Regions from separate parts of the Homo sapiens genome. Here region 1 is linked to region 2. A link is an interaction called in ENCODE POLR2A ChIA-PET data of the cell type or tissue named here. Cell type or tissue: OCI-LY7. All regions are shown on one strand. Links, peaks and the distances in the headings refer to the core of each region. The heading gives the core; the rest is flanking DNA.

Evidence for each region. ChIA-PET counts read pairs that join two places held together with the same protein. Peaks named below come from ENCODE experiments on the same cell type or tissue, not always from the same donor. Only the 100,000 strongest peaks of a DNase experiment are listed, where the experiment ranks them.
Region 1: POLR2A ChIA-PET joins it to region 2 with 12 read pairs; 9 of 35 experiments call an interaction of 5 or more read pairs at or near these places.

The regions. Positions count from the first base shown.
Region 1 is chr12:113,160,229-113,172,780 of GRCh38, forward strand. DDX54 (DEAD-box helicase 54) reads right to left here. Exons shown (of 20, transcript NM_024072.4): 11 at 12,125-12,335; 12 at 9,542-9,676; 13 at 5,574-5,804; 14 at 5,416-5,489; 15 at 3,839-4,057; 16 at 2,904-3,046; 17 at 2,704-2,817; 18 at 1,665-1,769; 19 at 1,042-1,154. Among named protein-coding and RNA genes, the nearest start is that of MIR7106, 7.3 kb to the left of the region's middle. In OCI-LY7, for the core only: no CTCF peak of the experiment used is centred there; no DNase peak of the experiment used is centred there; H3K27ac peaks cover 729 bases.
Region 2 is chr12:113,041,840-113,058,304 of GRCh38, forward strand. DTX1 (deltex E3 ubiquitin ligase 1) reads left to right here and starts at 14,891. Exons shown (of 10, transcript NM_004416.3): 1 at 14,891-15,105; 2 at 15,610-16,465. The coding sequence starts at 16,354. It also overlaps the pseudogene RPS15AP32. RefSeq lists a silencer at 6,970-7,089 and enhancers at 8,158-8,327, 16,129-16,465. In OCI-LY7, for the core only: a CTCF peak has its summit at 6,969 (motif pointing right); a DNase peak (open chromatin) is centred at 7,052; H3K4me3 peaks cover 745 bases; H3K27ac peaks cover 2,295 bases.

The DNA.
Region 1 (12,552 bases), core at 7,701-10,200, 120 kb after region 2:
GCAGGCTCACAGAGACACCCAGGGGAGGCAGTGACCAGCCCCAGGAGGTGGAGGGACACAAGCAGGGGCTAAGGCCATCTGAGAGAGACCCAAGACATGGTCCCAAACTCCCCTCTCCCCAGGGAAGACTCCAGGTGGGAGCCTTGGGCAGCTGGGTGACCCAGGTTCAGTCATAGCCCTCATAAGGCACCTGTTTCCTGGCCTGTAAAATGGGTATTCGCAGTCACCTTGCCTCCCAGGTCATGTGTGGCCTTCCAGGACAGAGCCTGCCTGCACCCAGCAAGCGGGAGCCCCTCCCTGATAACAGCCCTTAAGCACAGGCTCTGGCAGACAGAGCCGGCTTCAAATCCACCTTAGCTTGTTACTGGCTGAGGGACCCAGGCCAGATCAAAGAGGTCCAAGTCCTCAGATGACCAAATGTACCACTTGCCAACCCACATTTCAAGGAAGTATCTTCCTCAACATCCCCTGTGATCGCCTCCTCCCAGAACCAAAGCTGCTTCTGACTGCGTCTTTGGTGACATGAACTTCCCCACAGCATTGCTAAAAAGAACGTCACTCCTAAGGATGCCACAGGGAATCAATTCATGCTCACTGTCAGGTCGAACCACATGCAAATGCCATTTTTGCAGGTGAAAATGGCCTGCATTTGCACAAGGTTCCACCTCCCGGGTTCTCTAGGATTTTACACAATCGGCTTAATTAGGTGAACAGGGCATCTACCAGAAGTTATCCCTGTAGCTTCATCTGTGAAGTGGAAGGGGGTCGGGGACAAGGCACCTGAGGGGCATGGCACTTCCCAGCGCCTGTCAGGCGGTGCTCGTGACCATCAGAGGCCGGGACAGTAGGAAGGGGGAAACTGTGGGTGTGGGGGTTGGGTGGGGGGGATCATGGAGGGACCCAGGGTTTTGGCAGCATACCCCAACACACCCAGCTCTGGGGCTCTGCAGTAGCCCCTGCACCTGTGCCTCAGCGTTACCCTAATCTGACCACAACTGCTCTGCCTACCTGTGCACCCACACTCCCCACCCTGGCTCTCACCTTGGCCACGGTCTCGCTTCCCACCTCTTCGCTCTGGGCCTCGCCGGTCAGATGCCCCTTCTTCGTCCGAGTCACGATCATCAATTTTCTGTTTCTGTTTCCACTTCTGATAGCTGGGAAACCTCGTTAAGGAAGCTGCGTGAAGCCCCTGGGATGGGAGAAGGCTCCTCCCCACACTGCCCCAGCAGACAGAGTTCCGTTATCCCAGCCGCAGCTGAAGCTGCTCGGCCCCGCCCCCAGCACACAGGTCCCACTTATTGGAGATGCTGTTGCTGAAGCTGCTCGGCCCCGCCCCCAGCACCAGGTCCCACTTATTGGAGATGCCGCTGCTGAAGCTGCTGGGCCCGCCCCCAGCACAGGCCCCACTTACTGGAGATGCTGCTGCTGAAGCTGCTGGGCCCCGCCCCCAGCACAGGTCCCACTAGTTCGAGATGCTGCTGCTGAAGCTGCTCGGCCCCGCCCCCAGCACCAGGTCCCATCTATTGGAGATGCGGCTGCTTAAGCCGCTCAGCCCCGCCCCCTCCTCCCCGCCCCCGCCCCCGCCCCCAGGTTCCACTTAATTGAAGCTGCTCCTGCTGAAGCTCCTCGGCCCCGCCCCTCCCCAGCCACGCCCCTCAGGATACAGGTCTCGCTTGTAGGAGCTGCTGATGTAGCGGCCGCTCTCTGTCTTAATCTTCTTCTTGTCTTCCTGTCCTGACTGTCCCACAAACCGCTTCTTCTTACGGTCCCTGCAGGAGAGGGAGTTGGGACGGCTGCCGTGGAGGGAAACCCTTGGAGTGCCGGCTGCCGCTTGGGGCCTGTCTCCTCACCCGACCCTCTTGTCAGGTTGTTGGAGCATTAAAGGAAAGCAGTGCAGCCATGTCTGGCATGCAGTTGGCGCTCAATAAAGGCTTCTTCCCTATCCCTCCTCACCTCTCCCTGCAGTCCAGGTCTCAAAAGGGAGTGCGGAGGTCAGAGGACTGCCGCCAGCACTGGGGCCTGGCTCAGGGACAAGGGCCTCCTGGAGGGTTTCCAATCCCCTCCCCCTACCCAGCTGTGACCCTGGGTTGAGTCACATACACTCTCCAGACGCTAGAGTCCTGAACGAATGGGTCCTGAGCCCTGTCTAGAAAGACTTGCCAGCAAAAAGAATAGACGGGGTCAAGATCTCTGTGGTGTGTGATCAAATCAAGGGGACAGCACAGCCAGGGGCCATCACACCTGCTGTGAGTGGTCACATGGGGGACAGCCAGGCCATAATCTGGGCTGTGCAGGATCAGATGGGAGTGAGGACTTCAGGGAGCTCACCCTGCCTGCTGGCATGGAGGGCAGCTCACTCGATCACTCACCCTGGGCCTGGAGGGGTGGCTCACTCGCTCACTCACCCCAGGGAATGGAGGGGCGGCTCACTCGCTCACTCACTTCAGGGAATGGAGGTAGGGGAGGCTCACTCGCTCACTCACCCCAGGCATGGAGGGGCAGCTCACTCTCTCACTCACCCTGGGCCTGGAGGGGCAGCTCACTCGATCACTCACCCCGGGCATGGAGGGGCGGCTCACTCACTCACTCACCCCGGGCATGGAGGGAGGGGCGGCTCACTCGATCACTCACCCCAGGCACGGAGGAGCAGCTCACTCGGTCACTCACCCCGAGCATGGAGGGGCGGCTCACTCGATCACTCACCACTTGAGCTGCTGCCGGCCCCTCGTCAGGTTCTGGGCTTCATCCCCCATCAAGTCCAGGACAGCGCCAGCTGCCTGCTGCTCAAAGGCTCCCCCTTCCCCGCTGATGCTCAGGCTGCAGAGGGAGAGTGGGAGACATAATTGGATTGATGGGACCCAGCGGACCCAACTGCCCCACCCAGGACCCAGCCAGCCACTCACCCCCGCTCGCTGTCAAAGTCCTTGGGCCGGTAGGGGATGTAGAATTCCTGGTCCCGCTGCCGGGCCTCCTCCCTCCGCCTCTTGGCTCCCCTGTTGGGTCCTGACCGCTGCCGCTTCCGGCCCACGACCTCTGAGAAAATGTCCTGGCAGAGCACAGACCAAGGCCCAGTGTCATGCCTGCTGCCCCCTGGGGACTTCCCCCTGCCTCCCTACCCACCAGCCTGGCCACAGTGAGGGGCCAGTGGCTTCTCGGGGACTTTCAAAGCTTCATTTTGCCATTTCTTAGCTGGGTGACAGTGTCTCCTGTGGGACCCTCAGTTTCCTCATCTGCACACACAGTGCAACCCCTGCCTCAGGGACCAGCAGAGGCAGGACAGCTGGGTGAGGAGGAGAGTGCCGGCCGAGGGAGACCCAACTCCCCATTCCAGCTCCGCACCCCAGGCTATGTGACAGCCGGCCCTGCCCCTCTCTGCGCCTGGCCTGCTCTGAACAACATGGACTAGGCCAGGGGTCTCCAACTGGTCTTCTTGGCTACTGAACCCTCTGTCCAAACAAAACATGAGAGAGGGACATCCTGGGGGACGCACAGGCCCAGGACCCACCCACCAGGTGAATGGGACACTTCATGGTCCTCCCTCTGAGTGGAGACCTACACGTCTCACTGCAGAAGCCCTGATGTGTTTGGTGGCTGGTGATGCCCCGGACCCCACTGAGGGTGTCATGTCGTGCACAGCTCCTCAGGCTAAAGATCTGGCCCCAGAGTTTTAAACGAGGGATGGTGGACAAGAACCATGCCCCGACTCTGCAGATGGGAAGCTGACTGCATCCACCTCCATCCACTGCTCAAAGATCCTAGGACAGCCTCATGGGCTGCTGGGACTTAGCCACCCCTTCCCCATACCCCAGGTCCAGGGTCCCCAGGGTGGAACCTGTACCTCCACACTCTCTCCCGCCTCCTCCTCCTCCTCCTTCTCAGGCTGCTTCTCCTGCAGTGCTGGGCGGCTCGGGGCTGGGCCCACTGGGCCCTCCTGCTGCTCCTGCCGCCCCTGCTGTCCCTGCTGGAAGCGGGCGATGGCCTTGCGGTCCTTCTGCCGCTTGGCGCGCATCACCTGGCTGCACAGGTCTCGGCTGGAGGCGTTGATCTCAAAGATAGTCTGTGGAGGGGACACCCAGTCCTTTGCCCACTGGCCTCCTACTCCTAACCCCACCCTTACCACTTGGTGGGCTTCCTATGGGCGTTCTTCCCCAAGTCTTCCCCAGTGTCCATTATCTGCACTTCACAATTAGATAGACAGACCCAGACCAGGCGCAGTGGCTCATGCCTGTAATCCCAGCACTTGAGGAGGCTGAGGCGGGTGGATCACTTGAGGTCAGGAGTTCGAGACTAGCCTGGCCAACACGGCGAAACCCCATCTCTGCTAAAAATACAAAAATTAGCTAGGTGTGGTGGTGGGCACCTGTAGTCCCAGCTACTTAGGAGGCTGAGGCAGGAGAATCACTTGAACCCAGAAGGCAGAGGTTGCAGTGAGCCGAGATTGCACCACTGCACCCCAGCCTGGGTAACAGAGCGAGACTCCATCTCAAAAACAAAACCAAACAAAAACACAGAGAGACCCAGGCCAGGCACCGTGGCTCACGCCTGTAATCTCAGCACTTTGGGAGGCTGAGGCAAGAGGATCACCTGAGCCCAGGGGTCTGAGAGCAGCCTAGGCAACATGACCTCATCTCTACAAAAAATAAAAAAAAATAGCTGGGTGTGGTGGCATGCACCTGTAGTCCCAGCTACTCAGGAGGCTGAGATAGGAGGATCGTTTGAGCCCAGGAGGTCAAGGCTGCAGTGAGCCATGATTGCACCACTGCACTCCAGCCTGGGTGACAAAGCAAGACCCTGTTTCAAAAACAAACAAACAAAAACCCAGAGAGGGTGAGTAACCAGCCCATGGTCACATGCTAGGAAAAGGCATAGCTTGTCAACCCAAGTCCATTTGACTTCAAAACCGGTGCTCTTAAACATGACACTCTCTCCAGCTCCTCTCCTGATCCTAGCTGGCTGGCAGGCTTACTCACTCCTCAGTAGGTCTTTCCTTTTGTGCATCCCCTTCCATATGCACAAGATGGGGTGCCTAATGGGAGTCAACAGTTGGGAAGGAGGGAAAGAAGCTCAGGAAAGCCAGCTCTTCAGGCCTCTAACAGACCAGAAGCATGTCACTTCCCCTTGTGAGCCATCTGTAAGTGCTAGGGAATGGCTGCCCCATAGGACCTGCTGTGAGCCAGCAGGGATGGTTCCAGAACAAGGTGCATCTCAAGAGAGGTTGTCAGAGCCAAGGCTGCAGGTTAAGAAGCTATAAGAAGCTCAGATGAAAATCCCTGCTGGGGTCCTGCTGGGGGTCAGGAGTGCAATCTGAGTCCTGGCACCACCGTTGTCACTGTGTGACCCCAGGCCACAGGCCATCTGTCTCTGGGCTCCACAGAGCCAGGACTCAGAGCGTGGTCTCCACCCGGCCCCACTCACCGCCCGGGAGCGGTAGTTCTTTATGCTGTCCACCAGCCTCAGCCGCTGCAGCTCCTCCTCCTCAAAACGCGAGCCTGGTAGGAAAGCAGCAAGGTGTGAGGCTGTGGGTGGGGTCAGCAAGGCCCACCTGCCACCCCCTGCCTTGTAGAAGGACTCACTGAAGAGGGGGTGCAGGCCCAGCCCCACAAGGTCCATCTCCTTGGCCCTCTTGATGGACTCAGGCGAGGGCGCCGGGCGTGAGCGCACATACTGCTGCTGGGCGTTATCAGCAACGCGGGCCAGGCCCCGTAGCTCCAGCGATGCCTCCAGGGTGCTCTGCAGACCACTGTCCTCCTCGTCCACCACACTCTGTGGCACCCGACCCAGCATGCCATCCACACCGGCCACACCTGCACCCCACACAGCACCTTGTCAGAGGTCTTTCAGCCTGGCCCGCCTGTCCACTGCCCGACCACCACTCTTGGGCCTCACCCTGGCCCCTGAATCACAGGTAAATGGCTACAAAATAATCACTGCAAAGAACACCAGCACTCAGGGAGGAGCTAGAGAGCCAGACACTTGAATACACTGACAGGGGTCAACAAACTGCGGCCGGCCGGCCAGCTGCCTGCTGCTTCTGGAAATAGCTCTACGGGAGCACAGCTCACTACTTGCTTACGCATGGTCTCCAGCTGTTTTTGCACTACAAGGCCAGGGTTGAAGAGCCACCCTGGATCACACAGCCCACAGAGCCTAGAATATGTACTATCCGGCTCTAAAAAAAAAAAACTTTGTTGGCCGGGTGCGGTGGCTCATGCCTATAATCTCAGAGTTCCGGGAGGCTGAGGCAGGAGGATCACTTGAGGCCAGGAATTGGAGACCAGCCTGAGCAATGTAGTGACACTCCATGTCTACAATAAATTTTAAAATTAGCCGGGCATGGTGGTGTGCCCCTGTAGTCTCTCAACTACTCAGGGGGTGAGACAGGAGGATCGCTTGAGCCTGGGAGCTCACGGCTGCAGTGAGCCGTGATGGTGCCACTGCACTCCAGCCTGGGTGACAGAACAAGACTTTGTCTCTCTTAAAAACAAAAAAACAAAAACAAAAAACAAACAACAGCAACTTTGCTGACTCCAGCATTAGAAATTCAATTTCCACAGCAACCCTGTTCTATAGATAAGAAAACTGAGGCTCAGCGAGGTTCAATTACTACCAGGACTGTCAAATGAGTCAGTTGCAGAGACAGGATTCAATCTAGGCAGAGTCCATACTAACAACAGCAATACTTATGGTAATAAGTAACAGCAACAGTTAAGAGCAGAGGATGCCGGGGACAGAGGCTTCCTATGTGTAAGCACTGTGCTGAGTCCATCATCATCATCTCCTTTACCTCACACCAAACCTATGAGGAAAGTACCTGTTTTCTTTTGTCGTCATGTTCTAACTTTTTACTACAAAATATATACAACAGTAAGCCAAGCATGGTGGCTCACACCTGTAACCCCAGCACTTTGGAAGCCAAGGCAGGAGGATCGCTTGAGTGCAGGAGTTCAATACCAGCCTGGGCAACATAGTGATACCCCATCTCTACAAAAAATTAAAAAATTATCCAGGCATGGTGGCACCTGCCTGTATTCCCAGCTCCTCAAGAGGCTGAGGTGGAAGGATTGCTTGAGCCTAGGAGGTCAAGGGCGCAGTGAGCTGTGATCGTGCCACTATACTCTAGCCTGGGTGACAGAGTGAGCCCCTCTCAAAAAATAAAATAAAATGAAATAAAATAAAAAAGCAAAACAACAAAAGAAAAACAAAAAGCTGAGGGAAGAGCATGATGGACCTCATGGGCCCATCACCCAGCGTTAATTACCAACATTTGGCCAATCTTGCAAGAAAGGCCCTGATGAGTCCCTTTTAGAGAGGAGGAAACTGAGGCTCCTGGAGGTTTAGAGATTTGCCAAGGGGCACGTGGTAAGGGTCAGGGTCGGAAACCGAACCCTGCACTGGGTCAGGAGCCTGCCCTCTTCCCATCTCTCCAGATTAAGCAGGTGCTGGGCCCTGCTGACCCCTGGCTAGCTCTGGAGCAAATGCAGGATGTCTCTCCCTAAAAGCTAACTGCACCGGGGGTGGTTTCTGCCTGGACATTGGGGGAGGCTCCTTCCCTCCCTCTGCCCCTCCCACGCCCATGCACAGCTCTCAACCCAGGAGGCTGCAGATCTGTAGAGCCTGTACGGGGCTGCGTGCTGCCTCTGGCCCTGGGCGCAGGGTCCATTTCCTCCTGCTCCTGCCTGTCACTGGGCCCCTGGGGCTGCCAGGTGGGGCTGTGCTTGCACCTCCCTCCCTTGGCCCTTGCACTCTCAGCTTTGCCCCCAGGAAAATGCTTTGAAATGCCCTTTAGGCGCCCCTTCCAATTCACCCCTGCGTGGCGCCCGACTGAGGCCTCCACCTCCAGTGACTGCACAGGCCGCCCCCCACCCCGGCCAGGCCCCGCAGCCCTTTCCTGTGCCCTTGCATCTGACCCCAGACTTTCTGCTATGGTGTCTGCTTTCCAGCCGCCTCCAGGCATGGGCTGGGACACTGCAGGGCCACATGGTCACCTGAGGGGGCCGTGGCCTGGACAGAGACCACCACTGGCAGCCAAGAGTGAACAGCCGAGGCAGAGGGGGCCCGGAGCTCTGAGGGCTGCGCTCTCTGCTGACCACTGGCTAGGCTGTCCGGAGGAAGCCGCCTCAGCTCTCTGAGCTTGAGTCTTGGGCCTCTGGGGGGGCCTGAATCTCAGCTCCCCACCTCCCTGCTGTGTGCATGCGGGTAGGCCTGTCAGAGCCGTTCTCTCATCTGTGAAGCAGAGGTGATGACAGCCCTCCCTCTAGCACAGATGGACAAATGAGACAAGATGTGTCCAGGGCCCGGGAACCAGCAGGACTGCAGGTGGAGGCCCATAGTTGGAGGCCCACAGATGGAGGCCATGGTGATTGCTATTGTCTGTCCCATGCATTCCCATTCTAGGATGTATACAGAAATGTCCTGTGGGCGGCTGGGCACAGTGGCTCACGCCTGTAATTCCAGCACTTTGGGAGGCCGAGGCGGGCAGATCACCTGAGATCAGAAGTTCAAGACCAGCGTGGCCAACATGGTGAAACCCTGTCTCTACTAAAAATACAAAATTAGCTGGGCGTGGTTGTGTGTGCCTGCAGTCCCAGCTACTCGGGAGGCTGAGGCAGGAGAATCGCTTGAACCCAGGATGCGGAGGTTGTGGTGAGCCAAGATTGCACCACTGCACTCCAGCCTGGGCAACAAGAGCGAAACTCTGTCTCAATAAATAAATTAAAAATGTCCTGTGGGCTTGGTCTGAATGAGCCTCAGCCTCTCTTTCCCTCCGCTGCGCTCCCCTGAAAACTCATCAAGTATAGGGTCACACACTAGATGCCTGCAGGGGCTGGGCAGGCCACACTGACAGGAAGGGGAGGCAGGCAGGGGCTGCAGGGGACCAGGAAGCCTGTCTAATGGGGGTGCCACAGCTTAGCACCCAGATCCAACTGTTTCCCAGTAGATACCAGAAATCTGGATTGTTGTGGGAAATCCTGAGTTTAAAATAGAGGGATTAGCCAGGCATAGTGGCTTGCTTGAGCCCAGGAGTTGGAAGTTGCAGCGAGCCATGATCGCACCACTGCACTCCAGCCTGAGCAAGAGTAAGACCCCGTCTCGTTAAAAAATAGAAGGAATCAGCCGGGCGCAGTGACTCACACCTGTAATCCCAGCACTTTGGGAGGTGGGCGAATCACTTGAGGTCAGGAGTTCGAGATCAGCCTGGCCAACATGGTGAAACCTTGTCTCTACTAAAAATACAATAAAAAATTTGCCAGGCGTGGTGGCGGGCATCTATAGTCCCAGCTACTCGGGAGGCTGAGGCAAGAGAATGGCTTGAACCTGGGAGGCAGAGGTTGCTGTGAGCCAAGATCACACCACTGCACCCCAGCCTGGGCAACAGAGCGAGGCTCTGTCTCAAAAAATAAACAAAACAAATAAAATACAATAAAATAAATAAAAGGAATCATCTTCTGCTGGGGTCAAACCCAGCCCTACCTCCTCCCACAGCCAAAACAGGGCCCATGAACTCCACGGGGACCCCTATCCCCACCCAGCCTCCACTCACCTGAGGGCTCCTTGAGGGGTCGGGCGAGGGTGAGGGAGCGGCCCAGGAACAGGTGCAGATCCAGCAGGTAGGGGATTTCATCAGGGGCCACCAAGGAGTAGGCTGTGCCACTTCGGCCAGCCCGAGCCACACGGCCTGCAGCAAGGAGACGTTCAAGCTTAATTAAGCAAAGAAGGACCCGGACCCAGCATGAGTTCCACAGGCCAGACCCTGAGCAGGTGAGCCTGGCCAAGCCTCGAACCTCACACGGCTGCTGTCCCCACCTACGCACAGGGAAGTTTAATCCCGGTCCCTAGGTTGATCTGTGAGAGTGTGCCCAAGCTGACACAGTGCTCTGGGAGACTAGCAAAAATACAGCAAGGCCCTGCTCATGAGCATGATCAAAACTCTTCAGTGTCCCCACTTTTGAGAATTCCCCGCAAAGATGTAAAGATTCACACACAAGGAGGTTTAGTGTGGCCCTGACTAGGACAGCCCCAAGTTGGAAACTAAAGTCTCAAGGGTAGAGGACTAGATAAGTGAATTAGCTGATGGCCACACAGTGGGAATTAAACAGCTCAGGAAAAGAGTGGGCAAACTGCAGCCTACAGGGCCAGGCTGGTGGCTCACGCCTGTAATCACAGCACTTTGAGGGGCTGAGGTGGGAGAATCACTTGAGGCCAGGAGTTCGAGAACAGCCTGGGCAAAATAGCAAGACCCCATGTCTACAAAAAACGAAAATTAGCCAGATGTGATGGTGTGTGCCTGTAGCCCTAAGTACTTGGGAGGCTGAGCTGGGAGGATTGCTTGAATCTGGGAGTTCAAGCTTACAGTGAGCTATGATCATGCCACAGCACTAGAGCCCAAGCAACAGAGTGAGATCCCGGCCCCCTGCTTGTCTGTGTAAATAAAGATTTATTGGAACACAGCCACACTCATTTGTTTATATATTATCTATATAAATGAATAGGCAGCAGTCACACGACAGCAGCAGAGATGAACAGTTATGACAGAGACAGTATGGTCCACAAAGCCTAACGTTTCATGTCTAGCCCCTTACAGAAAAGATGTGCCAACCCATCACAGAATGACATTTCATAGTAAACGAAAAACATTCGTGATGTATGGTGATGTAAAAAGAAAAAAACAAAAAGCCAGTTATAAAAAAGAACACCCAATATGATTGCAATTTTGCATGAAGTACCTAAATCACTACATAGCATTATATTTTGGTTTGTCTCTGTATCTTGGGAAAACAAGGTGTTATGACATTTGGAGATTTCATTTGAGGTTGTCTGACCGGCACTGTTGGTCTTGTGAGGCACAAGAAATTCCCTTTGGGGGCGTCCTGGGGACCTCCCTAGGGACATGCAGAACCAGCTCTCCACACAGCAACAGAAACTAGGGGACAGCAGACAGCAACAAGGGGGAAGTGCACCCACCACATGACACTTATGAATTAAAAGAAGGCAAAGAAAGTAGAATAACAGTTACCAGGGGCTGCGGGAGGGGAATAAGGAGATTTTGTCTGACGGATAGAGCTTCAATTTTGCAAGATGGAAAAGTTCTGGGGCCAAGCATGGTGGCTCACGCCTGTAATCACAGCACTTTGGGAGGCTGAGGCAGATGCATCACTTGAGGTTAGGAGTTCAAGACCACCTTGGCCAACATGGTGAAACCCCTGTCTCTACTAAAAACACAAAAAATTAGCTGGGCCTGGTGGCGAGCACCTGTAATCCCAGCTACTCGGGAGGCTGATGCAAGAGAATAGCTAGAACCTGGGAGGTGAAGGTTGCAGTGAGCCGAGATCACACCCCTGCACTCCAGCCTGGGGTACAAAGCAAGACTCTCAAAAAAAAAAAAAAAAGTTTTGGGGACAGATGGTGGTGACAGTTGCACAATGGGAACAGACTCAATGCCACTCCACTGCACACTGGGAAATGGCAAAATGCTGAATTGCATGCTATGTCTACTTTACCACAACTTAAAATAGAAACATCAGAAGAATGGACACACACCAAAATGACGGCCATGTCATCAGAGAGCAATGGGGGACAGTGATCTCTGAAATGAGACCACAGCTGTTCCGTGACTTACGAAGGGCTGCGTCTCAATAAACCCAATAGCCGTCAAAAACACACGCACGGCACCTAACCCACTAAACATCGCAGCTCAGCCAGCCTGCCTTGAGCATGCTCCAAATACTTCCATTAGCCTACCCTTGGGCAAAATCATCCCACACATAGCCGATTTTAAAATAAAGTGTTGAGTATCTCATGTAACTTATTGAATACTGTACTGAAAGAAAAAAATAGAACAGCTGTATGGGTGCTATTGTAAAGTCAAAAAAACCATAAGCTGAATAATTGGGTTGTTTTTTTTTTTTGGTTTTTTTGAGACAAGATCTTGCTCCGTCACCCAGGCTGGATCGCAGTGGCACGATCGCGAGTTTGAGACCAGCTTAAGCAATATAGCGAGGCTCTGTCTCTAAAACAAGGCCCACAGCCACCCCATGTGCAGTGTCAAGAGTTAAGCCTTGTACCCTCGGCTTCTGCCAGGATCCGGCACCCCTGCCTGCCCCAGGGCCAGCCACGGGCTGCTTACCCACGCGGTGCAGGAAGAGTTTGCCCTTGGCGGGGAAGCTGTAGTTGATGACATTGTCCAGCAGCGGGATGTCCAGGCCTCGGGCGGCCAGGTCAGTCACAATGAGAGTGGAGCACTTGCCAAGCGTGAATTTGGCGAGATTGATCTTGCGGGCTGTCGGGTCTAGGGCACTGTAGATGTGGGCGCAGCTCACCCGCTGGGTCGTCAGCAGCTGCTCAGAGCAAAGATGGTAGCAAAGTGAGAAGGAGACTTGGAGGAGAAAGGAAAGGAAGCCAGACCATGGCGGGGGACGGGCACTGAGGTGCAGAGACAAGACCACGGGTTCTGGAGTCTGGCACCCTTGGTCTGAATCCCAGCTTGCTGGGTGATGCCAGTTTGGGGAGGAATGGAGCTTACAACACCTCCCACCTCTCTGCAGGGTTGTCTGA
Region 2 (16,465 bases), core at 5,516-8,015:
GCGGCTGGGCACAATGGCTCATGCCTGTAATCCCAGAAGTTTGGGAGGCTGAGGTGGGCGGATCGCGAGGTCAGGAGATCGAGACCATCATGGCCAACATGGTGAAACCCCGTCTCTACTAAAAATACAAAAATTAGCTGGGTGTGGTGGTGTATGCCTGTAATCCCAGCTATTCTGGAGGCTGAGGTGGGAGAATCGCTTGAATCCGGGAGGCAGAGGTTGCAGTGAGCTGAGATCACGCCACTACACTTCAGCCTGGGTGACATAGCAAGACTGTCTCAAAAAAAAAAAAAAAAAAAAAAGGGCAAGTGCAGGATTCACTAAAATGCTGCCACTGAGGCATGCAACCTCAGACAGAGTTGGTCAATGACTGCAGCCCTGGTGAAGCGGGTGGGGGATTTGGGAGCAAAGGAGCAATGAAGAGGCTCAGAAGGTCTCAGCCAGTCCTCAGCCAGGTAGCCGTGATAGGCTGAATAAGGGCCCCCAAAGATGCGCACATCCTCATCCCCACACCTACACATACGGCAAAGGGGCCTTGCAGATGTGACTAAGGGTCTTGAGATGAGAGATGATCCTGGATGATCCAAGTAAGCCCAGTGTCATCACAAGGGTCTTTATAAGAGGGAGGGTCCTTCTAAGAGGAAGCAGAAGATCAGAGTGAAGAAAAAAGTGACAGCGGAAGCAGGGAAAGGGACTGGAGGGTGCTGCTGGCTGTGAAGATGAAGGTGGGGCCCTGCGCCAAGGAATAAGGGAACTGGAGCAGCCTCTAGGAGCTGGAAGAAGGCAAGGAAAAGGATTCCCCCCGAACCCTCCAGAATGAACCCAGCACCTTGACTTTAGGGCTTCTGGCCTCCGGAAATGTGGGGTAACACACCTGTGCTGTTCTAAGCTGCAAGGTTTGGTCATGTGTTCCATCGGCAAGACGAGACTCATGTGGTGACCTTGGGCAAGGCCTTTTGACTTTCTCACCTCCATTGCCTGGCTATAAAATGAGGAGAGTTGGCCATGCGCGGTGGCTCAAACCTGTAATCCCAGCACTTTGGGAGGCCATGGCGGGTGGATCACTTAAGACCAGGAGTTCAAAACCAGCCTGGCCAACATGGTGAAACCCCATCTCTACTAAAAATACAAAATTAGCCAGGCGTGGTGGCATGTGCCTGTAACGCCAGTTACTCAGGAGGCTGAAGCAGGAGAATCGCTTGAACTCAGGAGGCAGAGATTGCAGTGAGCCAAAACTGCGCCACTGCACTCCAGCCTGGGTGACAGAGCAAGACTCTATCTCAAAAAAAAAAAGAAAAAAGAAGAAAAAAATGAGGAGAGTGGTCCCTGCCTCCCTTGCCTGTGGGGAGACTTAAACAAGTTAATAAATATGTAAAGGTTTGGAAAGTGTGCTATAAAAGAGAATTGAATTTTTAAGTCCATTTCCGCATATCCTTGACCTCTTTCTGGGTGTTAGCTTTGGGACGAAGAGCCCTCCCTGCTTCCTCTCTTCCCCCACCCGCGCCATGCTGGGAAATCTACTGGTGTGTCCTCTGTGGTGTCCCCCTGCAGACTTAGCTTCTAGGTGGACGACAGATGGCTGGCCAGGTGTCAGCCACTTGGCTGGAGGCCAGGCTGGGAGGCCGTGAGACAGGATCAGATTGTCACAACCCAGAGGACAGCAGCTGGTGACGGCCACTTCCTCCACTGCCACTGGGTCACCCCACCTACCTAATAAGGTGAAGTCCCCCAGATAGCCTGTTCATCTTCAAGGGCGCTGGGCAAACCAACCATTAGCCTGACACTAAGAAGACCCAAGTCAACCCTCCACGAGTGCCTTCCTCTATGGGACCTTCATCTCTACTAAGGTTCAGGCGTCCATTTGCTCCCTCCCCAAATATTTAAACAGCATTAATTATGCACCAACACTGTTGGTTGCCTACCTAGCAGTCATTCCTCCTTTTTACCTTGCCCCCCAAATTCCACCCAGTCCCAGGGGATGTCTTGCTTGGTCTAAGCCAATCCTGGCATCCTGTGCCTCCTTGCCAGTGCACGGTCAGGAGGGACATGTGACCCAGTCTGGCCAATTAAACATAAAGAGAATTCTGCTAAGAGATTCTAGGAAGACTGTCTTTCTATTAAGAGAGAGATGCAGCCAGGCTTATACCTGTAATCCCAACGCTTTGGGAGGTCAAGGCAGGAGGATTGCTTGAGGCCAGAAGTTCCAGACCAGCCTGAGCAATATAGCCACACCCCATCTCTACAAACAAACAAAAAAATTAATTAGCTGGATGTGACGGTGCATGCCTGTAGGTCCCAGCTACTTGGGAGGCTGAGACAGGAGGATCGCTTGAACCTAGGAACTGGAGGCTGCAGTGAGCTATAATGATGCCACTGTACTCCAGCATGGACAACAGAATGAGGCCCTGTCTCTAAAGAGAAAGAGAGAGAGAGAGAGAGAGAGAGAGATGGGTCAGGAAACGAAAAGACCTTTTCAATCTTCCTTCTTCCCTTTTGCTCTGGATGCTGCTGTTTGAGGTTGTGATTTCTGGAGCTTCAGCAGCCATCTTGTGACCTTGAGATGACAATGCTAATTCTGAAATATCAACATGTCAGGGATGGAAAGCAGAAGAACTTTGATGGCTGGGATGGTTAGTTTTAAAAGTCAACTCGGATAGGCTGTAGGGCCCAGATGTTTGGTAATCATCAGTCTAGACGTTGGTGTAAAGGTATTTTTAGATATGAAACAGTAGAGTTTGAGTACAGCGATTATCCTCCATAGCATGGGTGGGTTCAGCCAATGAGTTAAAGCCTTAGGAGAAAAAGACCAAGGTCCCCGCAGGGAGAAGAAATTATCTCTCCAGACTGCTTATGACTCAAGCTGAAGCATCAGCTCTTCCCTGGGTCTCCAGCCTGTCCTGCAGATTTGGACTTGCCAGCCTCTGAAATCATGTAATTCAATTCCTAGAGAGGAGGGAGGGAGAGAGGGAGGGAGAAAGGAAGGAAGGAAGAAAGGGAGGGAAGAGAAGGGAATGGAAGGGAAGGGAAGGGAAGGGAAGGGAAGGGAAGGGAAGGGAGGGAGTGTGGGAAAAAGAAAAGAAGGAAAGAAGGAGGGAAGGAGGGAGGGAGGAAGGAAGGAAAGGAAGGGAAGGGAGGGAGTGTGGGAAAAAGAAAGGAAAGAAGGAGGGAAGGAGGGAGGGAGGAAGGAAGGGAAGGGAAGGGAGGGAGGGAAGGATGGAGGGGGGAAAAGGAAGGAGGAGGGGGAGTGGGGGAAGGAGGGAGGAAGGAAAGAAGGAAAGGGGAAAGAGGAAGAAAGGAAAGAATGGAGGAAGCAAGGGAGGGAGAAAGGAAAGAAGAAAGGAGGAAGAAGGAAGGAAGGAAGGAAGCTACAGAGAGAGAGAGATACACATTTTATTGGTTCTGATTCTCTGGAAAACCCTGACCCATATAATGGCTTTGGGATGGGATGGCGGGGGGATGCTCCTGACCTAAGGACTCCTCATGAAGAATAAGAGTGTCCTCATGGTCTAAGCCTCTCTAAGTTGGGTTTTCTGTTATTTGCAGCCCAAGCATCCTGGTTAGTGCACCTGCTCTATCATTTCTATTGCTGCTTGAAAAGCCACCCCAAAACTAAGTGACTAAAGGCAACAACCAGGTATTATCTCTCATAAATCTACAGGTCAGCCAAGCAGGTGTGCCAGTCTTAGCTGGGCTCACTTATGCCTCTGCCTCGACAGGCATGTTGGTTGAGATAGATGGTCTAGCACCATCTATGTGCTAGGCATGATCCTGGATTTTTTATTTATTTATTTTGCTATCAATAAAGGACACTATTGGGACAATTGGCAAAATACAAATAACAGCTATAGATTAGGTCATTGTATTTTGATTACCTGATTGTGATCATTGTACTGTGGTCAGGTAAAAGAATTTCCTTATATTAGGGAATACATATATTGAAGCACTAGGGGGTATAGTGGTATAGTGTATGCAGTTCATCCTCAAATGTTTCAGAAAATTTTATATATCCATGTATTGTGTTTGTGTGTGTGTGTGTGTGTGTGTGTGTGTATACAGAGAGAGAGAGAGAAAAGAAGCAGGAGGAGGAGGAAGAAGAAGAGGAGGAGGAAGAAGAGGAGGAGGAGAAGGGGGAGGAGGAGGAAGAGGAAGAAATCAAATATAAGGTTAACATTTGAGGAATCCAGGTGAAAGGTATAAAGAATTTATTGTACTCTTTGTAAGTTCTCTATAAGCTCCCAAATTAATTTAAAATAAAATTTTTAACAAAAAAAAAAAAAAAAAGGAAAGGAGCCAGGGTTCAAACTTGATTTGGGGCTTTCCGTAGGAGACCAGGGTTACACACTGACTCCTAGGGTCCCAGAGTTCATCTCAGGTCAATCTGAGGCTCTCTCAAACTCAACTAAAACATCCTCAACAAAAACAGCATGAGGATGAAGCCCTTTAGCCAGGAGAATTATGGCGGTGATGCTTTCACTGAAGCAAAGGTTGTCGCCCTCATTTTTACTTTGGGGGAATTTAGATTTTGGTAGGTAGGATTTTCTTTAGCCATCAGTGCCCATAGGAAGGCAGAATAGGATATTGGGTTAGAATCCTGGTTGTACCATTTAGTTGCCATATGACTTTGAACAAACAAATTGAGTTTTCCATGTCTCGGTTTCCTCATCTGTAAAATGAAGAACTTAATAGTAGACATCACATAGGGTTGTTATGGATTAAATCCATTAAAATGTCTGTAAGGAGCTGGGGACAGTGCCAGTCACAGGAGTAATGCTCTGTAATTGCTACTTGTCATCATCACCACCATCATCACCAAGATTAATAGGATTTCCATTAGGATTCTTGACTTTAGAGTCAAGAAATCCAACTTGGAGCCAGTGATGCATGCAGCACTTACTCATTGGTGACACTGAGTTAGTTACTTGTCCCATCAAACCACAGTGTCCTTATCTGTAAAATGGGAATGATACTAACCACTGGGCATGTGACATATTCAGCCTGGTGTTGGGCACACAGGAGGCCTCATTGGTGGCTGGGAGAAAAACTACCTGGAAAACCCACTCAGATGGCTACTATTATTTTAATAAAAGAAAAGAAAGAAAATAACAAGTGTTGGTGAGGATGTAGAAACATTGGAACCCTGTGTACTCTCGGTGGGCCTGTAAAATGCTCTGGGAACAGTATGACAGTTCCTCAAAAATTAAAAATAGAATTACTATATTGTATTCACTCTGGCTGCCATAAGAAAATATCAGGCCGGGTGTGGTGGCTCACACCTGTAATCCCGGCACTTTGGGGGGCCAAGGTGAGTGGATCACCTGAGGTGAGGAGTTCAAGACCAGCCTGGCCAACATGGCAAAACCCTATCTCTACTAAAAATACAAAAAATTAGCCGGGCGTGTTGGCGTGCACCCGTAGTCCCAGCTACCTGATAGGCTGAGGTAGGAGAATCGCTTGAACCCGGGGGGTGGAGGTTGCAGTGAACCAAGGTTGCACCACTTCACTCCAGCCTGGGAGACAAAGCAAGGCTGTCAAAAAATAAAGAAAGAAAGAGAGAGAGGGAGGGAGGGAGGGAGGGAGGAAGGAAGGAAGGAAGGAAGGAAGGAAGGAAGGAAGGAAGGAGAAAGAAGGACAGAGAGAGAAAGAAAGAAAGAAAGAAAGAAAGAAAGAAAGAAAGAAAGAAAGAAAGAAAGAAAAGAAAAGAAAAGAGAAAAGAAAATATCATAGACTGGTGGCTTAAACAACAGAAATTTACTTCCGACAGTTCTGGAGGCTGGAAGTTTGGGATCAGGGTGCCAGCATGGTCTGGTTCTTGTGAGACCCCCATCCCTGGCTTACAGGCTGCTGTCTTCTTGATACTCCCTCACACAGCCATTCCTCATTGCCTGTATGCACAGGGAAGGAGAAAGAGAGATCCCTGTCTCTCCTCTTCTTATAAGGCTACCCATTTTTATCAAGTTAGTACTCCATCCTTATGACCCCTTTTGATTTTTTTTTCTTTTGAAAAGGAGTCTCACTCTGTCACCCAGGCTGGAGTGCAGTGGCGCGATCTTGGCTCACTGCAACCTCTCTCTCCAGGGTTCAAGGGATTCTCTTGCCTCAGCCTCCGGAGAAGCTGGCACTACAGGAGCGTGCCACCACACCTGGCTAATTTTTGTATTTTTAGTAGAGACGAGGTTTCACCATGTTGGTCCAGCCTGGTCTCGAATCCTGACCTCAAGTGATCTATCCATCTCTGCCTCCCAAAGTGCTGAGATTACAGGCGTGAGCCACAGCGCCCAGCCCCTTATGATCTTAATTACCTCCTAAAAGCCCTATCTCCAAATACAGTCACATTGCAGGTGAGGGCTTCAACATATGAAAAGGGGAGCGGGGAGTTCAGTCTAGCACATATGATCCAGCAATCTCGCTTCTGGGGATACACCCAAAAGAAGTGACAACAAAGTCTGGAAGAGATATTTGTACACCCATACTCATAACAGCTCTATTCACAATGACCAACAGGTAGAAGCAACTCAAGGGTCCACTGACAGATGAACAGATAACAAATAGATAACAAAATGTGGTCTATACCTACAGTGGAATATGCTTCGCCCTAAATAGGAAGAGAATCCCGACACAGCTACAACATGGGGAAACCTTGAGGACATTACGCTCAGTGAAATAAGCCAGGCACAAAAAGGCAAACACTGCATGCTTCCACTTATAGGAGGTACTGGACTAGTCAAGTTCTTAGAGACAGAAAGTAGAACAGTGGGTGCTACAGCCTGGAGGGAGGGGAAAATGGGAAAATTCTTGTTTAAAGGGTACAGTTTCAGTTTTGCAAGATGAAAAAGTACAGAAATCGGTTGTAAGACAATGTGTATATGCTTAACACTTAGCTTAGATAGAATTGAGATGGTAAATTTTATGGTATGCATGTTTACTGCAACAAAAAAATTAAAAATAAATTATCTGGAAATGTCTCCAGCATTAGAACGAGGGACCAAAATAGACCACTAGGGGGCGTTCTATACACACGCTCCCATTTCATTTCCCGGCCCTGCCTGCTGGACTCAGGCGGTTGATTTGTACAGGGAGGAAAAGGTCTAGGGTTCCTCTCTCTTTTCTGCTCCCCCCACCCTTCCCCAAATGAACCAGCTCTGCATAAGCAACACACACACACACACACACACACACACACACACAAACACACCTCCCCCCAACTCCCTCTCTTAGTCCCCTAGCCACACTAAACTTCCACCACACCCCAGGCCACACTAACTCTAAACCCCGTTCTTTCTCTGGGTTCCTTCTCTCCACGTTGGAGACACAGCGAATTCCAGATTGAGTGTTCCCACTTCGCCTGGCTGCTCATAGGCCTTCTCGATGGCCCAGGAGCTGGGGAAGAGAGGACAGGAGGCAAGGACCCACCCACCCACACTATAAAGGAGAGAAACTGTGGTCCCCAAAGACAAAGGGACACCACAATGGAAATAGATCAGACACCTCATATCCCAGGTGCAAGAGCTCCGAGGTCAGCCAGACCTGGGGTTTTCAGGCTCAAATACTCACTGTGTATGCCACAACCTCTACTGCCTCAGTTTCCCCACCTGTAAAATCTGTAATAATGCCTGTCAGAGTTGTTGGGAGGATTAAAAGAGCATAATAAGGTGGCTCAGGGTTGTAATCCCAGCACTTTGGGATGCCGAGGTGGATCACTTAAGGTCAGGAGTTTGAGAACAGCCTGGCCAACATGGTGAAACCCTGTCTCTACTAAACATACAAAAATTAGCCAGGCATGGTGGCTCATGCCTGTAATCCCAGCTACTTGGGAGGCTGAGGCAAGAGAATCACTTGAACCTGGGTGGAGGAAGTTGCAGTGAGCTGAGATCATGCCACTGCACTCCAGTCTGAGTGACAGAGCGAGACCCTGTCTCAAAAGAAAAGAAGAGTGTAATAAAATCCCTGTACCTAGAAATCACTCCATGAATGGGCTAACTGCTATTCCATACCCCTTAGCCGATGCCGCCTGGGTCCCCTTCCATCTCCCAGGGGCTTCTGCTGTGCGAGCACCAACCCTCCAGTTTGCAGTTTCTCTTAAGAAATCTTTCTTGAAGAAACTCACACCATGATCTTCTGGCCACAGGGCCAGTGATTTCACCAGGTAGGACTCACTGGCTTACAAGTAATAGAAACCCCATTAAACCACCTCAAGGAAACTGGGGTGCCTCATGGAACCTAAGGAAAAGTTGAATAGCCAGTCGCTGGGAAGAACCCCTTGGGAAACGCAGGAAACATTCTCCCTCTCTTCTCCCCCGTGTCTCCATCTCTCTCCCTCCCTACGCCTGCTTCTCACATGGCTGCACTCACTTCCTCCAGCCCACTGACCTCCCTGCCATTCCTACAGCATGTCAAGCACCCTGCCACCTAGCGGCCTTCGTACCTGCTGTGCCCTCTACCCAGTACCCTCTTCCTCAGATCTCCCCTTATTCGCTACTCTCCTTCAAGTCATGGCTCAGATGTCACCTGGGTAGTACCTTCCCTGACAAGCTGATTAAAGTTGCAACCCCAGTCTGGACAACATGGCCAAACCCCGTCTCTACAAAATATACAAAAATTAGCCAGGTGTGGTGGTGCACACCTGTAGTCCTAGCTACTTGGGAGGCTGAGATGGAAGGGTCAATTGAGCAAGTGAGGTTGAGGCTGCAGTGAGTTGTGATTGTGCCTCTGCACTCCAGCCTGGGCAACAGAGCAAGACCCTGTCTCAAAAACAGAAAAAACGGCAATCATATCTCCACCCTGAGCACGATCTGGATGATCTAGCCCCTCCCTGCTTACTCGCTTATTTCTTTAATCTTGGTCCACAAAAAAGGGGGTTAATAATGCTCTCATCAGCTTTTAATTAACTGGTTAATTTTAAGAATGGCTGGGCACAGTGGCTCACACCTGTAATCCCGGCACTTTGGGAGGCCAAGGCAGGAGGATCACTTGAGCCCAGGAGTTCAAGACCAGCCTGGGCAACAAAGGGAGACCTTGTCTCTACAAAAATAAAATGAAATAATTAAGTATGGTGGTACATTTCCGTAGCCCCAGCTGAGGCAGGAGAATTGCTTGAGCCCAGGAACTGGAGGCTGCAGAGTGCTGTGATCGCACCACTGCACTGAAACCTGAGCGATCGAGCGAGACCCTGTCTCTTGAAAAAGAAGAAGAATGTAATAAACACCTGTGAAACCACTACCCAAACAAAAGCTAGGATCTTGACAGTGATTTACATCTTACCATATGGCCCCCCAACCTGTGGCGCCACGTTGCCCTCTTAATCCTCATCCTAAATCCTGTATTTATTCTTCCCTTGTTTCCCTTCATACAGTTTATTATCGCATATGTGTGCCCATAATTTTAGTTGCCGTTGACTTTATAAAAAGGGAATCATGTTTATGTAACAGGACATTTTTCATTGAATATTCTATTTCAAAGATCCATCCATATTACGGCGTGTGGCTGTATAGTTCCTTCGTATTGAGTGCTGCGTAATATTTCATCGTGGGAATTAAACCATAATTTATTCATTTGTTCTCTCCAGATGGGCATTTGGGTTATTTCCCAGCTTTGACCACTGTGAACAGAGCTGCTATAAACATCCTTCTATGGGACTCCTGCTGTGAATGGGCAAGAATTTCTCCAAGGTCCATACTCCAGAGTAGAATTGCTGGACCATGGGGTGTATATGTGCTTAACTATCAGAGATAAAGCCGGGCTGTTTTCCAACATGGTTGCACCAAGTCACGTCCCCACCAGTAATGTCTAAGAGGGCTTAATTTTTCTCCACTGCACTTACATTACAAGATGCACTCTATATTTGTGCATTTATTTACTTTTTCTCTCCTGCCACCTAGAAGGTCAGCTTCTAGGAGAGCAAGCGTTTTATGTCTTTTATTCATCATTGTATCTTCAGTGCCTAGAATGGTATCTGGCACATAGCAGGTGCTCAGTAAACATCATCTGATTAGATGAATAAATGGATGGCTCTAAATGGGCCCTAAAAGCTCGCAATATCACATATGATTAGCCCAACTACCTAGAGACAGGTTGACAACCATCTCTCAGTTTTAATCCCTTAAATCCAGGGAAAGAACCATTGGCCAAAGCCTACAAATACCTGGACCCCCCAGCCAACTACATCAGTTTCTGAGGGTGGGGCTTGGACATGGGTAATTTGTATGCACTCTGCAGGAGATTCTCACATGAATCCAGGGTGGGACCCAGTGCTCTGGGGTGGGGAGGGCGTTCATCTCACCATCTCGCCCATAGATGCTCAAGCTGCTTTCAACTCCGGCTGTATGTGAATTTCAGAGCAAGACCCTGGGATGAATCTGTGCTCACCTGGAACCAGCCTCTGCCTGGTGATGGGGAGACACTGCTCCCAGGAACCATGACCTGCACACATGGCCACGAGAGCAGTGCCCACCTTAACCTTGGGCCTGCAGACCCTCCTCGCTAAGCAAAGCCGGCTGTGGATGTCACCCTTCTGAGGCTTCTCCAATTCTACTGCCCATTCTCAGCAGGCAGCAAAAGACCTTTCACCACTCGCACCCCACCAGTGTCCTACAGGCCCAAGGAACACTCTGACTTCCAGGGGCCCCATTTCAGTCCCCAGAGACACCCAAACAGTCCTTCTCACTCTGTTTCCTGTTTTCCACTTAAACTTTTTCTCAACTGCTGAAGGGGAGGTCACAGCTGGTCTGCACAGAAGAATGTAGAGGGCTGGAGAGAAGGGCTCAAAAAAGCCTAACTCACTCGGCTCCACAGGCTGGGGACAGGGGTGGCATGTGTCTCCCAGGGCTCATACCCTAATGCACATGCCCCTAATACGGTCTTCAGTGTTACTCATCTTGTTTTGTGTCCCCTTCCAGACTCTCCTGTACCTAGACCAGGGCTGGACATACAGTAGGTACTCAATAAAGTCTAGTTAATTCCAGGCTCTTTCCAACACAAATCAAATCACATCAAATTTTTAGTAATTCCCATGACTCTTAGAATAAAATTGCAAACCCACACTGGGTCTTATAAGGCCCTGCATGGTAGCTCTGCCTCTTCTGGCCCCAGGCTCACCCCTCTTCTTTCTCAGTGGTTACTTGGTCTCCTTTCTGTTGCTTTAACACACCAAGCGCTTTCCCACCTCTGGGCCTTTGCACATCCCTGTTTCCTCTGATTTAATCATTCCCCCTCCTACCCCACTCAGCCACATTAAGACCTATGAATCCTTCAGGGAGTGGCTGAAACATCAACTCCTCTGAAAAGCCCTCCCTGATTCCTTAGACCTGATAAGACCCCTGTTAGATGTCCTCACGATATCCTGTACTTTTCCCTCATAGTCTTTGCAAAAGTTTGGAATTAGACTTTGTGTGATTCTTGATTCATGTCCGACTTCCTCACTAGACTCTGAGACCCAGGAGGGCAGGGACCATGCTGCTGGTGTCAGCTCTCTATCTCAGCACGTAGCCCAGTGCCTGGCACATAGGAGGGCATCTGGTATTTTTTGGATGAATGGATGGATGGATGGATGGATGAATAAGTGGATAAGAGGAAGGAAGGGGCCGGGTGCGGTGACTCATGCCTGTAATCCCAGCACTTCGGGAGGCCAAGGCAGGTGGATCATGAGGTCAGGAGATCAAGACCATCCTGGCCAACATGGTGAAACCCCATCTCTACTAAAAATATAAAAATTAGCTGGGCGTGGTGGCACGTGCCTCTAATTGCAGCTACTTGGGAGGCTGAGGCAGGAGAATCACTTGAACCAGGGAGTCAGAGGTTTCAGTGAGCTGAGATTGCGCCACTGTGCTCCAGCCTGGTGACAGAGCAAGATTCCATCTTAAAAAAATAAAAATAAAAAGAGGAAGGAAGGAAGGAAGGGAGAGATGGAGGAAGGGAAGCAAGGAAGGTGGGAAATTTCATACATGAATGTATAGATGAATGGATGAATAAATGGATAGATGGATTGATGGATGGATGATGGGTGGGTGGGTGTATGGATGAATGGATGATGGATGAGTGGGTGGATGGGTGAATGACTGGATGGATGGGTGGGTGGGTGGGTGGGTGGGTGGATGGATGGGTGGAATGGATGGATGGAGGATGGGTGGATAGATGAATGGATAGACGGGTGGATGGATAAGTGGATGGTGGATGGCAGAACAAAAAAAATGAGTTGGTCTCTTTCTGCCATCTTTCTGAGCTGCTATAATGGTGCATGTGAACGTCCTGGCCAGTGTTCTCAATAGCATCAACATGCTGAGAAGAGAAGCAAATACCAGGTTGTTTTAGGTTGTGTTCCAAAATCATCATCTAGTTTCTAAGTGTGATGATGAAGTTTAGTTTACATCAGTGAATTTGCAATCATCAATAATCACAGAGCTAGAAAAATCACTGTGGACCTCACAGGCAGGTTAAACAAGTGTACAGTGACAAGCCCCAGTTTGATGTGCAACTCAAAGATCTAGAAAAATGGTACCCCTATCCCCTTTGGTTTCATTGTCCTGACAACCTCAGCTGGTATCAGGGATTGCAAGGAAGCAAGACAAAAATACACAGGAGGGAAAATCCTGGGATTGTTTTTCTAGGGATGTAATAAATTCATATGAATAAAATGCCTCAATGGACCAAAAAAAAAAAAACAGTTCATGATTGATTGCTTTTGCTTTTGTCCTATTGACTTCCCCATTGGTATCTGAGCCATCCCTCCCATGAATTGTGGGCTCCTTGGTGGCCAAATTCCTTCCCTCTCCTTGGAATTCTTTTCTCCCCAAGTTCCCTGGGAGCAGAGTGTTGCATTCCCAGATGTTCCAAACCCAGTTGAGAGGGGCCATTAAGGGCCACTCTGCACCAGATCCTCAGCTGGGTGCCATCCAGTAGTCACTCAACAAACACAGAGGCAGCATGGTGCTATGGGAGGTGCAAAAGCATTTGGGACTCAGACCCTAGCTCTGCCACTTACTCCTTGTGGGAACTTGGGTAAGCTACTTAGCCTTTCTGAGCTTCAGGAGGTTTTTTGTTTCCTTGTGTAAAATGAGGACAACATTACCTTCCTTGTGGGGCAGTTATGAAGAGTAGTAAGTATTATTTAAGTGCCTGGCACATAATAGGCACTCAGTAAATGACACCCTTATGTAATGGGGCACCAGCCACACCACACCAAGATGAATATGATGGCTATCTCACTCTAGCAGGGACAGATTTCATTTAAGAGGCTAATTGTGATACAGGGTGTCATGTCAAGGTATGGGCAAAGGAACACAGAGGAAGATGGGGTGAATTCAGGAAAGGCTTCCTGGAGGAGGTGACATTTAATCAGACCTTAAATAGCATTCGACAGGAAGTCCAGAGACACGAGTTCTTCTTTCCAATTTGCTGCTAAATCACCATGCGACCTTGAGCCAATCTCTTCTCCACTGTGGGATCCCCAGATCCTTCTACAACATAAGCTGGTTGAGCACCTGCTCTGAATCCGTTCAGTCACAGTCTCCTGTGAGAAGAATCTGCTGACAGCCAGAGCCCTTCTTCCCAGACATACAAGACACACAATGCCTAGACACACAAGTTTGCCTGTAATGGGAGAGGGGGACTTCATGGACCCCAGAAGGCCATCCAGGGACCCTAGGCTAAAATCCCAGAACTCAGTGATCCTGTGGGAGTATCGTCAGACTTGGCCCTGCCCTATGCAAAGCCTCTCTCTTTAGTCTACAGCAGGTGAAAGCAAGCAGAATCATTGACCCAATCTGAAAAAGCCCATCCAACACTGGGCTGCAGGTCAGAGCAGGGGCCTGGGGAGGGGAGGTCCCTCCAGCTGGCCGGAGAGCCAGAGCTGGATTCTGGGAAAGCACCCCTGAGCAGCCTGCCCCTGACCCTGCCTAGTGTATCCCCATCTGCCCCGGGGAGGCAGGCGTGGGCTGCTCTGGGCAGGCGCCCAAACAGGCCACTGACCCCCGTCAGCCACCCAGGCTGGAGTTCCCGGACGCATCCTTCATCTTCCCCAATCTAAACACCCCCAGGCCCCAGGTGGTCCACCCCCCTCCCAGCCAATGTGTGTCTCAGCCGCATCCAGCTTGCTGGAGGACAGGGGGACTGGCCATCCCGTTAACACTTGAGCCGCTGCCATTTCCAGCCTTCCCTTCCATCCAACCAATGCTCACCCACCATTTATTGAGCACCAGTTGTTTGCAGGTGGCTGTGAATGACATGGCAGAGGGCCTGCCCTTCTCTTCCTCCAGGATCTCACCTCCTGGCCAGGGTCCCCTCCCCTGGTCCCACCCCTCTCACCTGGAGCAGGTGGGTGCTTTGGGGGAAGTGGGCTCAGGGCTGGGAACTGGGTACTGGCAGGAGATTCAGATCGGGGTTGGTGTCTGGGCATCGCTCTAAGCTTTTGTGATCCTGGGCCTGGCTCTTACTCTCTCTGGCTTCAGTCTCCTCATCTGTACTCTTCAGATTCCACGGTTCCAACTGAGTCTGAATCAGGCCTTGTCAGCACCCTCCCACCCCCAGGAATAGTTAGAGGAGGAAAGGAGGCTAGCTCTGAATGCTTCAAGATCTTTCTTTAGACAGTCTCTGGATCTTATTCATTCATTCAAGCATTTATTGAGCACCTATTCAGTGCCAGGCCCTGGACTGGGAGACTGGAAATAAAGATGACAAAGATTCAAGCCGGTGACTCCTAAACATCCCACTCCCTGCCTCACGCTCTGCTTGGGGTCAGAAGGCCCCTTGGGGTCTCGGGAGGGCCTGGCCGAGGATTTGGGGCGCCCCGAGACTCGCGTGTCAGCGCCGGTGGCGCTCAGGGCCGAGATCTGTCTCCTCCCCTTCCTCCTCCTCCGCCCCCTCCCCTCTCCCTCCCGGAGCACGGCCGAGGCCTCCTCCCACCCGCGAGATCCCGGCGGCCGCCAGCCGGCTCCTGCGTCCGTCCGTCGGCCGGGCAGTCTGTCCACGCGCGGAAAGCTCGGCGCGGCGGCCGAGGGGCCTGGGAGGGAACGGGCGCGGAGGCGGGACCGCGGCTCCCTCCCACTCCGGGGGGAGCCCAGGAGGCGGCGGTGCTGGAGCGCGAGCCGGAGCCGGAGCCGGAGACGAAGAGAGGCGGTGAGAACGCGGGTGCTTAGGGACCCCACCCCCGGCTCCCGCTGGGGGCCCGCGAGCGGCTCGGGGACGTCTGGGCTGGGGAAGCGGGGCTGTTACCCCCAGGGCGGGAGGCAGAGACGATCCAGCTCCTGGCTTCGCCCCCTCCGCGACGCGACCCCCGAGGGGCCCTGGGCCGCGCCTGCAGCGCCGCGCATCCCCGTGCTTCCCGGCGCACCCCAGCGCACCCGGCATCCCCCCGGCAGGGCGAGGGCCCCGGGGGAAGGGAAGGCTCCGGGAGCCAAGGAGGGCGCCCCCCAGGCGGAGAGTCTCGGAAAACCGCGCCCCCGGCCCCTGCCTTCCCTCCAGGCCTGCCCCAAGGGAAAGCGGGCGGGGCGACCCCGTACGCCCCCCTTGCTGTCCCCCTTCGGTTCCCCATTGTTCTCAGCCGAATGCTCTCCTGGGAAGGGGGGAGGGGGTGCTGCGCTCTCCTCTTAAAGGGCCCTCTCCCCTCTTGTCTCCTGGCAGGTCGCGAGCACGAGTGGGGTGGGGCGTGCCCACGGGCCCCCGCCCCCCTCGTCCCCCTCGTCCCCCAGCCCAGCTCCGGAGCCGCAGTCCAGGCGCGCCGCCCGAGGGTCCACGCCGCACCCCTCCCCCGTGCGTTCTGCGGCCACCCAGGCCTTCCAGGACACCGTGGAGAGGGAACAAGGGGGCAGGGACGCCCCCTTCGGCAGGAGCCGTCGGAGAAGGGGGCCCAGACCGGAGGGAGGCGAGAAGCCCCACTGAAGCCGGGCGCAGGGTCTGGGACGCAGTTGGGAGTGCAAAGGGCTGGCTGAGAGCCGCAGGAGCAGCAGGCTGTGGCCCAGGCCTCCTGGGTGACAGGCCCTGTCTGGCGGGGAAGAGGGACCAAGAGACAACACGGAAGAGGCTGGACCTCGAACAGGGGCGGCTGCCTCACTCCCTACCTGAGCCAGCCGAGGGGGCCAAGGACTTTAGAGCTGTTTCCTCCGGCATAAGAGAGACACTTGCTTTCCAGGGCAGCACCCTTTATCGGAGAAGGCTCTACAGGGAAGGGGTCTTTGCAGCCTGGATGGCCATCCCACATTCCTTTAACGGAGGTCTCTAGGCCTCAGAGAGAACCCAGAGTTAGAAAGGAGGCCAGACGGTCCTTGCTGTCCCCCTGGGGAGAGAGGAAGTTGCCGCCTGCTGCCAGGCCCAGGAGGAGCTGGGCCTGCAATAGTGGGGGACCTGGCCCCTGAGGCAGTGGCGGCCATGTCACGGCCAGGCCACGGTGGGCTGATGCCTGTGAATGGTCTGGGCTTCCCACCGCAGAACGTGGCCCGGGTGGTGGTGTGGGAGTGGCTGAATGAGCACAGCCGCTGGC